Regions from separate parts of the Homo sapiens genome. Here region 2 is linked to region 1. Evidence: chromatin loops called from intact Hi-C (ENCODE). Cell type or tissue: PC-9. All regions are shown on one strand. Each heading gives the region's core, and the rest is flanking DNA. Links, peaks and the distances in the headings are about the cores only.

Region 1 (5,378 bases), core at 240-5,239:
TGAGCTGAGATTCTCACACTCCCTGAATACCCGCTGCTGCCTCGAGCTTTTATTCACCTTGCCCTCTCAGTGTGGAACACCCCTACCCCCTTTATCTTTCTCTTATGCTTAATCAAGTGCAACCCAGGCCTTCCTCCTTTGTACAGCATTCCCTCCTCATATCAATCCTGGTTCTTTTTTTTTTTAAGAGGCAAGGTCTCACTCTGTCATCCAGGCTGGAGATCATAGCTCACTTCAGCCTTGAGGTCCCAGGTTCAAGTGATCCTCTTGCCTCAGCCTCCTGAGTAGCTGGGACTACAGGCATGTACCACCACACCTGGCTAATTTTTTAAAAATTTTTTGTAGAGATAGGGGTCTCACTATGCTGCCCAGGCAGGTCTTGAACTCCTGGGCTCAAGCAATCCTTCCGCCTTGTCCTCCCAAAGTGTGGGGATTACAGGTGTGAGCCACCATGCCCAGCCAATCTGGCCTTTGTTGTGCTATTACTTATACCCTGTACATCACCATTTACTGCAGGTATCACATAGCAATACTCATATTTATTTACATGTCTGCCTAAAGTATTAGGCTACATACCCCTTGAGGGCAGGGACTGTGCAATCTACCTGCTGTTTTACCTCTTCCCCACATATGTTGAGCATTTCCTATGTGCCCACATGCTGTGAGATGATAGGTGCTGGTAGTCTTGAGATGAATGAGATGCACTTCATGCCCTGGGAGAACTCATGGTTTGGCAGTAGGAACAAATAAGTAAGTAAATAAATTCTAATTCAGCAGGATACTTCAGCCATAGACATATAAGTTAGTTATAGAGGTTGAATAGGGAACAAGTGTTTCTGAATCTTTGGGAAGATCAAGGATCCCTTATCCCTGAGGAGGTTTATAAAGCATGAAGGTCCGTTTCCTTCTCTGTGTCCTTAGAACCTGGTAGGACGTTTTTGCCTAGAACATGGTGGGTGGATACTAAAATCCATTCATGCCTAGTGTTCCATTATTGGAACGCTAAGCATGTGGGAGTTATTTATATCCTACGGTTCAAGGTCATTGCCAAGATCTGATTGCAAAAATTCACAAATTTGCAACCTCAGGCATAATTAAAGGGAGGAAATGGAGGAAAGGTAATGCCATTCAGGAAGATATTGGGATTGGAGAAGTGAGCCTATTAGAAGTCTGTTGGTGACACATGAAAAAATGCTCATCATCACCGGCCATCAGAGAAATGCAGATCAAAATCACAATGAGATACCATCTCACATAAGTTAGAATGGTGATCGTTAAAAAGTCAGGAAACAACAGGTGCTGGAGAGGATGTGGAGAAATAGGAACACTTTTACACTGTTGGTGGGACGGTAAACTAGTTCAACCATTGTGGAAGACAGTGTGGCGACTCCTCAGGGATCTAGAACTAGAAATACCATTTGACCTAGCCATCTCATTACTGGGTATATACCCAGAGGATTATAAATCATGCTGCTATAAAGACACATGCACATGTATGTTTATTGCGGCACTATTCACAATAGCAAAGACTTGGAACCAACCCAAATATCCATCAATGATAGACTGGATAAAGAAAATGTGGCACATATACACCATGGAATACTATGCAGCCATAAAAAAGGATGAGTTCATGTCCTTTGTAGGGACATGGATGAAGCTGGAAACCATCATTCTGAGCAAACTATTGTAAGGACAGAAAACTAAACACGCATGTTCTCACTTATAGGTTAGAATTGAACAATGAGAACACTTGGACACAGGGTGGGGAACATCACACACCGGGGCCTGTCGTGGGGTGGGGGGAGTGGGGAGGGTTGGCATTAAGAGAAATACCTAATGTAAATGACAAGTTAATGGGTGCAGCACACCAACATGGCACATGTATACATACGTAACAAACCTGCACATTGTGCACATGTACGCTAGAACTTAAAGTATAATTAAAAAAAAAAAAGTCTGTTGGTGAAGGTTGAAGATAACGAGGCAGTGGGCTGACTGGTGAAAACTAAATCATCTTTTGTCCTTCAAAGTCTTGGGCCAGGAACAGTGGCTCACACCTGTGCACGGTGGCTCCTAGCACTTTGGGAGGCCGAAGTGGGTGGATTGCTTGAGTCTAGGAGTTTGAGACCAGCCTGGGCAACATGGCAAAACCCATCTCTACTAAAAATACAAAAAATCAGCCAGGCTTGGTGGCGTGTGCCTGTAGTCCCAGCTACTCAGGAGGCTGAGGTGGAAGAATCACCTGAGCTTGGGAGGTCGGGGCTGCAGTAAGGTGAGATAGTGCCACTGCACTGCAGCCTGAGCAATCCAAGTGAGACCTTGTCTCAAAAAAAAAAAAAAAAAAACAAAAAAAAAACCTCTATTATTTGAGACACAAGAAAGGCAAGCCTGAATTGCCATGGGTTAACCAGCCTCCTTCCGGGACAGTTGGACAGACAGGCTTTAATAGATGCTTGCACCAGATACAGTCCCCCTGAAAAATTACAAAATTTATCCAAGATCAATTTCATGTAACTTGATATTCCCATTTTGCAAGCAGCTCTTGCCCTTTCCCAGGGAAGACTTCTGTCCCCGTATGGGGCAGGGTTTCCTCTCGCCCCCTCCATCTCTCAGCTAGTTGTTGCCTGGTCCTCATAAGGTGGGACAGATTGTCTGTTGCCCAGGCTGGAGTGCAGTGGCACAATCTTGGGTCACTACAACCTCCACCTCCTGGTTTCATGCTATTCTCCTGCCTCAGCCTCCTGAGTAGCTGGAACTACAGGCACCTGCCACCAAGCCCGGCTAATTTTTTTGTATTTTTTAGTAGAGACAGGGTTTCACCATGTTGGCCAGGCTGGTTTTGAACTCCTGACCTCAAGTGATCTGCCTGCCTCAGCCTCCAAAAGTGCTGGGATTACAGGCATGAGCCACCGCGCCCGGCCTGCTCTGTGGTTTTTCTGCTGTCTCCACCTCCCTCCACAGACACAGCGATAACGACAGCTGAATGATTCATACTTGACCTTTCAGAGCAGCCAGATGAAAGGCTGTGCAGGGTGTATGGCTCTTAAATAGCGTGTTCTCTGCTTGTTGGGAAGACATGCACTCAGCTGCTGTGTCCTCTCATGGAGCTGCTGGAGCGGCCCCTGTAGGAGCCACAGTGCAGAGCGTCCTGTTCTCGGTGCTGCATTCTCCCCCAGCCTCTGCCTCCTCCTGCTTGGCCTGGCTGTGGCTGGAATTTTTGCTTTACAGAGTGTGGGATGGAGAGTAGGGCAAGTCCCGAGAACCTGTTTCAGTGCCAAGTTGGACGCAGAATGTAGTAAAAGCAACATGGCCTCTCTCGACATGAGCATTAAGTTTGTTTTGACATACATCAGTTTATCATCTTTGACTCAGTCAAAAACGTTGGGTTCTGTTTCCTTGGCTCAAATTAAGGACCTTACAGCTTGTTACCATAGACTTTAACATGTGCCTTCAGACATTGGCACCCATCTTAGGCACAAAATTAAAGACGGATTGAATTCATTGTATTCTTATTCTAGAAGAGTGGGGTTTTCACCGTGGAGGTTTCTGTTGTGTTTTATTGATTTAGTTCCACGTACTCAGGATTGGATGGATTCTTAACGTTTGTTTCCAGTTCTACCATCCATTTCTGTAGCTCCTCACCTGAGGTCAGAATTGTTAGCATTCATGTCTATAATCCTGGTCCCTTCGACGTCACGTTGAGAGATGCCGTTTCTCCGGGAGCAGGTGTTCACTCCTCTGTTGGGCTTGCACCCTTTTGTCCCGGTGTGTCCCCTGCTTCACTCTGCCTCCAAGCCGCTCGCCCATCTGCTCCTTCCTACTGGCATTCCTGCTGCTCTCTCCTGGGGTGTTCCCTTTCCCTTAGTGCAAGCTTCACTTCCTTTAATAAAGCTGAGGTAGCCTGGAAAATACAGGATAAAATGGAGTTAAATTTATCCCTCCAAATTTCCAGTTAAGAATGGGTAGGAGTAAAGTGTTCTTCCGAAATCCTGCAGTAACTATTTTGCACTCTCTAATTTATTTATGTGTTTACTACATGGAAAACTATTTAGTGACAGAAAAAGGAGATAAAAAAGAACAATTCACTCATCATCTCAGCGTTGTTTGTTTTCACTCTTTCTGTATGTGACCCAATAGAGCATTTAAATATGTATGTTAAGTTGCATGCTTATTTTTTCCTTTGTTTATTTTCTTTTCTAATTTTATTGTGGGCATTAGGCGGGATTGGACAATGTTTTATAGTTCTTTGGCGTTCCTCAGGTGGCAAGCACAGTGCCAGGCACATAATAGAAACAGTCAATAGCCAATCGATATTTTTAGGGTTTTACAGATTTGTTTAAAATCTGCAGCCAGTGATTATTTGTTTTCAATTAGATTCCAATTGCCTCTGTGCTCTCAAGAATATATATTCTAGTTTCTATTTTTTTCTGCTTTTCTGTTAAACCTTTGGCTTTTTGGATTGTAACTGAGCATCATCTTTCTTGTTTGTGGACATGCTGGATCAATCCAGACACTTAAAAATCCACTTTGTTAGTATAAAAGAAGCTTCAAGGTTTTCTCCAGGCTTTCTTTTCCTACAGTGCTTCCCTTTAGGAGGGGAAAAAGTCATTGAGCCTCTTAAAGGAAGGATCTCTGTCTTATTTCACTTCGATTCACCCAGAACAGTGCTTGAAATGTGGTGTTTGTACAGTAAATATTCTTGTTAAGTAGAACGAATGAAAAGAAATTGTTTCAAATGTATTACTTTTATTATTTTAAAGTTACTAAAAAAACTTTGTAGATTAATTTGTTTTACTTGTTCATTCTACCCTATAGCATTCTTTTTAGTGGAGGTAGACTATAGGACATTAATCACCCAGAAGTTGTAGGATAGTTGTTTTTAAATGTGATCCCCTGGGTGATATGTTCATCATTTGTCAGAAAATTGATGCATTTAAGTAAAATAATAGCTTGATACCATAGATTGGGGGTCCCCAAGACCACCTCCAGGTTTGATGACTTACATTCAAGACTCATCTTACAGTCATATTTTTAGCTATGACTTCTTACAGCTAAATTACGTTGCAGTCTTATTTTTTCATTTGTATTGGTTTTCTTTCCTAATTTTATTGTGGATATTTGGAGGGCTTAGATTATGTTTTGTAGTTCGTTTGTGTTCCTTAGATACAAAGGAAAATCAGCAAAGGGAAAAAGCACATGGGGTGGCGGAGTCCAGGGGAGACCAGGCACAAGCTTCCAAGGCTTTGCTCTGCAGGGAGTCACACAGGATGTGCTAATTTGCTCCAGCAACGAGTTACGACAGCACAAATGAAATGTCACTAACCAGGAAATCTCATTAGAGACTTAATGCCAGAGTTTTTATTGGGGGCCGATCATGT
Region 2 (5,378 bases), core at 175-5,174, 53 kb before region 1:
AGCTATATTGAGTGAAATAAAGTTTTGATGAGGATTTTTTTTTTAAAGGGAGAGAGAAGTAATATTGAAACATGGAAGCACTTTCTATTCTAGTTACACGAAACCACTTGTAGATCCCCAAACGTGGTATTTCAGGAGCCTAGACCTTTCACGCAGCCTGTTTTAGTTCCTGAAATATCATTTTTGCACCTGGTCTCCTTTCCCAGGGTAATCCTCCTATTTACCCAGCAGCAGCAGTGGGACTGGAAGAGGCTACGAAGGACTCAGGGAGAAGAGAGAGTGTCAAGAAAGTACAGAAAAGTAGATGGCTGTGTGGCAAAGATGAATTGATCTACTTCAAAACTGCCTAGTGCTAGCTCTACCCTGTGAAAGGAGTCAGGTGGGGTAGGGAAGAACTGGTCCCTGTCCTACACAGCACCTCTTTCAGCACGTCCTCTCCTCCCAACACCCTAAATTCGCGAGGCCGCTGCTCATTCTGTAACGTGGGTCCGTTTGGGGGTTGAATAGCCTTTGTGGGCTAACCTGGGGAAAATGCCTTCCAGTTTCTGAACAAGTGACTGCGAATACATGTTTTTATGTAAAATTATTCATGCATTTGCTGTGTAGGAAGAGAAAGTCATGCCTCCTTGAAGTGGATTTGATGATTGAGCTGGGGTTTTGCTTTTTTTCTTTCCTTCTTTTTTTTTTTTTTTTTTTTTTCCGAGACAGAGTCTTGCTCCATTGCCCAGGCTAGAGTGCAATGGCACGATCTTGGCTCACTGCAACCTCCGCCTCCTGGGTTCAAGGGATTCTCCTGCCAAGCTGGGCCTTTTCTTATGTAAAGATGGTTGGTGGTTTGCACCACCCTTTTCCCTAGCTGAGGTTGCTTTCTCCATCTCTTCCTTCTTGCTCAATAATTTCAGAACACAAGAAATATGCCTACATATATCTAAGGTAGTTACCCCTGTCTTACAGGAAAACTCAGTTATTACAGAGAAAGCCCCTAGAGAGTCAGGAAGTTCATCTCTTTAAAAAGTCTGTGTTCACAGAGTTTCTGCCATGAACAGGACAAAGGTGAGAGGCAGGTCTTTCCTTCAAGGAGGCATTACTTCATACCTTTATTCAAATCTACCTCAAACAGAGTCACTTTAACACTTAGTCTTGTCCAAAGCTGTAACATCTGTGAACTCACTGGCTTAGGTGACTTTTTTTTCTTGTGTACGTCAATGTAAACACATAATGATAAATGTAAACACATAATGATTTCAGGTATATGGGAGGATGTGTGTAGGTGATATGCAAATACTGTGCCATTTTCTATCAGGGATTTGAGCATCCACAGAATTTGGTATCCGCCGGGGGTCCTGGAACCAATCCCCCATGGATACTGAGGGATGACTACATATGTGACTTAGAGAACACATTCTTTTAAAGGCTCACATCTTTTGCTTTGTGGGCTGGCATTGAGCCAGCCCACAGCCCCAGCCTTGCCTGAACTTTTCTCCTTGTTTAATTCCCCTGCCAGCTCTGTGAGGAGTGCCTTTATTATCTCCCTTAGACAGAGGGAGGAGGAAGAGCCCTGGGATGTGAAGTGGCCCAACTCGGGTCTCGCAGCAGTAGTGGGGAGTGCTGGGGTTGAAACTGGGCTGCATGGCTCCAGAGTCTGGGTGTGACCATGTGCTATCTACCTCTCTTACAGAACTTCTACAGTAAAAGGATTCACATGTGTCCTGTCAAAGCCATTTTGGGGCAAGTTCCTTCAGTAATATGCAGATTGCACTCTGACACCCAGAAGCTATCCATCAAACCCCCAGAGAGATCTGTCTTCAGGGGAGATGTCACCCCAAGCTTTAGACGCTCTGTGGCTCCCAGTCTTGTGTAGGATAAAGCCCAGCCTCCTGGCCTGGCCTCCGATGTCCTGTGATGTGGCCCTGTCTGCTTCCTGTCCTGCTGCCCTTGTCCCTTCCATGCTAGTTGTGCTGGAATATTTTACGTCATCCAGCCAGGTATATCTTGCTCTTCCAGACACGGCTCAGATTTTTAGCAAAAGGTTGTATGACTCCTCTGCACTCCTGCGGCATCCCATCCTTACCTTTATCCGGCACTTGTGTTGCATCAAAATTGTTTACACATCTGCCTGTCTGCATGAGAGGGCTGAGATGCTAGAGTTGGGTAATACCTGGACATCCTCTCCAGGTGTTCCTGGCCTTCCTGAGGTTGCTGGAGTTATGTGGGGTCCAAGTTGTTAAAGGCATAGCAGCTCCCCTTTATTTGCAGTCAGCAAGTGCAGCCCAGGAGGCGGCTGCCCTGTAGGAGCTCTGAAAGCCTTGTTCCTCATCACTCCCTCCCATTCTGATGGCATGGGTGTGTCTCTTGACCCAATTTGAGGTGCTCCAGACAGGCCCTAATATTGATGTTCTGCTTCTCATAAGCAGTTGCCAGAGCTCCTGCCTGGCCCCGTCGCTGCCTTTGCCTTGGAACGTCCAGGCTGCCCTGTGCTGAGTAAGGGCGATGGGAAGCAAAGCCGCTGCTGAGCCACATGCAGGTCTCAACAGTGCCATCACAAGGAAAGCTGGGCCCTAATGACACTCAGTCTCCTGCTTCCAAAGAGGTCACAGGTGTCAGCTGCACCTGGCCTGGGCATTGTAACTCTGGATGGCTGCTCTGTGAGCTGTTCTCTACTCAGTGTTGTGTGCAGTGACAAGGAGGCCAGCCCAACTGGTGGGACTTGTGCTTCTCCCATCTGATCCCTTGCAGGGCTCTGGGGTACCCCTAGGGGGTGGTGCTATGATAATGCTCTGATGTGATTTGCCTGCCTGGCATGAGAAAGTAGAAATGTAACTGCCAGATTCCAAAAGCCAGATCCTGCATTTCAGGAAGAACTGGTCTCTGGGAGAATCTGGTGGCTAGGAGGGGAAGCTTGCTAGAGCAGTGACTCTCGACTCTGTCACACCAAATGCCCCCTTTTGCTAACAATTCCCCTTTTATGATTGTAATTCCCCTTTTATGATCCTGAAATGAAATTGATAGATGAAATAACCTACTCATGCATACAATGTCTAAAAATCAATAGAATGCCCAAATAAAATTACATATATATATATGCATGTATATATATATATATATATATATATATATACATATATATATATATATATATATATATATATATATATTTTTTTTTTTTTTTGAGACGGAGTCTCACCTTGCCTCCCAGGCTGGAGTGCAATGGCCGATCTTGGCTCACTGCAACCTCCACCTCCCAGGTTCAAGCAATTCTCCTGCCTCAGCCTCCCGAGTAGCTGGGACTACAGGTGTGTACCACCACGCCAGGCTAATTTTTGTACTTTTAGTAGAGACCGGGTTTCGCTATATTGGTCAGGCTGGTCTTGAACGTCTGACCTAATGATCTGCCTGCCTCAGCCTCCCAAAGTGCTGGGATTACAGGCATGAGCCACCGCGCCTGGCCTACATATATTTTTAAAGTGTAAATGCTCAGCACACCTTTATCCGATGATAAAATGAAGTAGTTAGATGATTGCACCCTTGTATAATGAAGAAATTTGGATTTAGGAGAAGGTGAGAAGGCGCTGCAGAGGAGGAGAGAAAAGAGCAGGTATGCTTTAAAATGAAGGAAGTAACAGACTAAATTTACCCGTAAATGTTAAGGGAAGGAGGGAAATAACCCTAACCTGCCAAGGCAAAATACTGGCTGTTGAAGTGGTTTTAATAAGAAGTGTGACATTTTTGCAGTGAACCAGGCCTTCTTTGTCAGGATGGTATTAATTTCCTGTGTTAAGACATAGGATGTGTGCTGACAGAGTGTCTCAGAAAACATATCTCCCATCGTTAAATCCCTCTGCACACCAACAACTTTAGAGACCATTGCCTTTAATAGGTGTCCAGGATTAGACGATGAATTGAAAAAATGTTTATAGGATAGTTGAGTGGCAACCGACTCCTGAGGACAGTTTCAGAGTAAGGTTGAAAAACAAGATTCAAACCCAAAATAAATAGTTGGTTTTTGTTTGTTTTTGTTTGTTTGTTTTGACAGTCTCACTGTATCTCCCAGGCTGGAGTGCAGTGGCATGATCTCAGCTCACTGCAACCTCCAACTCCTGGGTTCAGGCGATTCTCGTGCCTCAGCCTCCTAATTAACTGGGTCTACAGGTGCGTGCCGCCACACCCGGCTAATTTTTGTATTTTTGGTAGAGATGGGGTTCTGCCATGTTAGCTAGGCTGGTCTTGAACTCCTGGCCTCAACTGATCTGACCGTCTCGGCCTCTAAAAGTGCTGGGATTACAGTCATGAGCCACTGCGCCCGGCCTCCAAAATAAAATAATTTTGACATGTCATTTTCATGACAGAAGTTTCAGTATGCTACGTATCCTTAAGAATATTGGGTGGCAGAAATGAAATAAATGTACTAATGAAATGTATCCAGGATTTCATGTATCTTCAATAATTTATTTGGCTTTAAATACATTAAAAGGAGCTTTCAGTATCCCTATTAAATATTGGCAGGTGATATACAAATGCAAACTGGTTTAGCTGCGGTTTGTTGACAACTCAGATGCCACAAGCAGTGTTGCTGTTGGTGACATGGTTTTCCATAATTGTAAACAAATCTTGATAAACTGTGTATTTAAGCAGTGTAAGGAATATTTTGTGTTTCTACATAAATGGAGGTAGATTCTAGAACTAAATAAACAGTTTTTCATCTGTGTGAACTTCCAGAAAATGTTCAAAAGTTTTGCGGGACATGAGACAGTGTGCTGGATGATCTCATACATTGCAGGATGCCTTGGGTCGTTGGTCCCATTCCACTACAGTCATCATGTCACCCCAGAACGGCCCAACAGGTTTGCAAAATGTCTCCATTGAGAGGCGCTGAGCTTGGGGTGGGAGGGTTTAGGACCAGATTTGGTCTCTGTGGCTGAATCCCCTAGCCTGCTTAGAACAGCACAATAGCAGGGTCTTTCTGCAGACAAAGTGGGGCTGTAGGAAGGGAAGAGGCTGCCCAGGCTGGCACAGCTGTGGCTGAAGGAGAGAGGCAGAGAAGGGAGTGTCTCTGTTGCGTTGGTGACGGCAGGCAGCAGGACAGAGGCCAGGTGTAGGGTCCCTTGAGAGGTAAAGAGCCCCTAGTGTTGGGCTCCCTGGGTCCCACTGCCCCTAAACACCAGTCACACACACATTGCTTCTAGAGCCCAAACAGCTCCAGAAAAGTATGGCAGTTCAGGTTTCTCTGTCCCTTGCCATGTGGATGGAGAACTACTGAGGTTCTTCCCTTCTTCATACTCCACGTGGATCTAGCTTAAAGGAACTGTGTCTCTCCAGCCACCAGGTGACTTTATTTTCCTGTCCTGTTCCCACCCAACTCTTCCTAACTTTGAATCTCA

Evidence for each region. Peaks named below come from ENCODE experiments on the same cell type or tissue, not always from the same donor. Only the 100,000 strongest peaks of a DNase experiment are listed, where the experiment ranks them.
Region 2: it touches region 1 in a loop (5-fold over the local background); 29 of 110 quality-filtered maps call a loop at or near these places.

What each region holds. Positions count from the first base shown.
Region 1 is chr18:24,073,359-24,078,736 of GRCh38, forward strand. All of the region lies in intron 4 of TTC39C (tetratricopeptide repeat domain 39C), which reads left to right. Among named protein-coding and RNA genes, the nearest start is that of TTC39C-AS1, 61 kb to the left of the region's middle. RefSeq lists an enhancer at 2,887-3,181. In PC-9, for the core only: a CTCF peak has its summit at 3,086; a DNase peak (open chromatin) is centred at 3,013; H3K27ac peaks cover 362 bases.
Region 2 is chr18:24,020,863-24,026,240 of GRCh38, forward strand. All of the region lies in intron 1 of TTC39C (tetratricopeptide repeat domain 39C), which reads left to right. Among named protein-coding and RNA genes, the nearest start is that of TTC39C-AS1, 8.1 kb to the left of the region's middle. In PC-9, for the core only: a CTCF peak has its summit at 2,719 (motif pointing right); DNase peaks (open chromatin) are centred at 975 and 2,839; H3K27ac peaks cover 753 bases.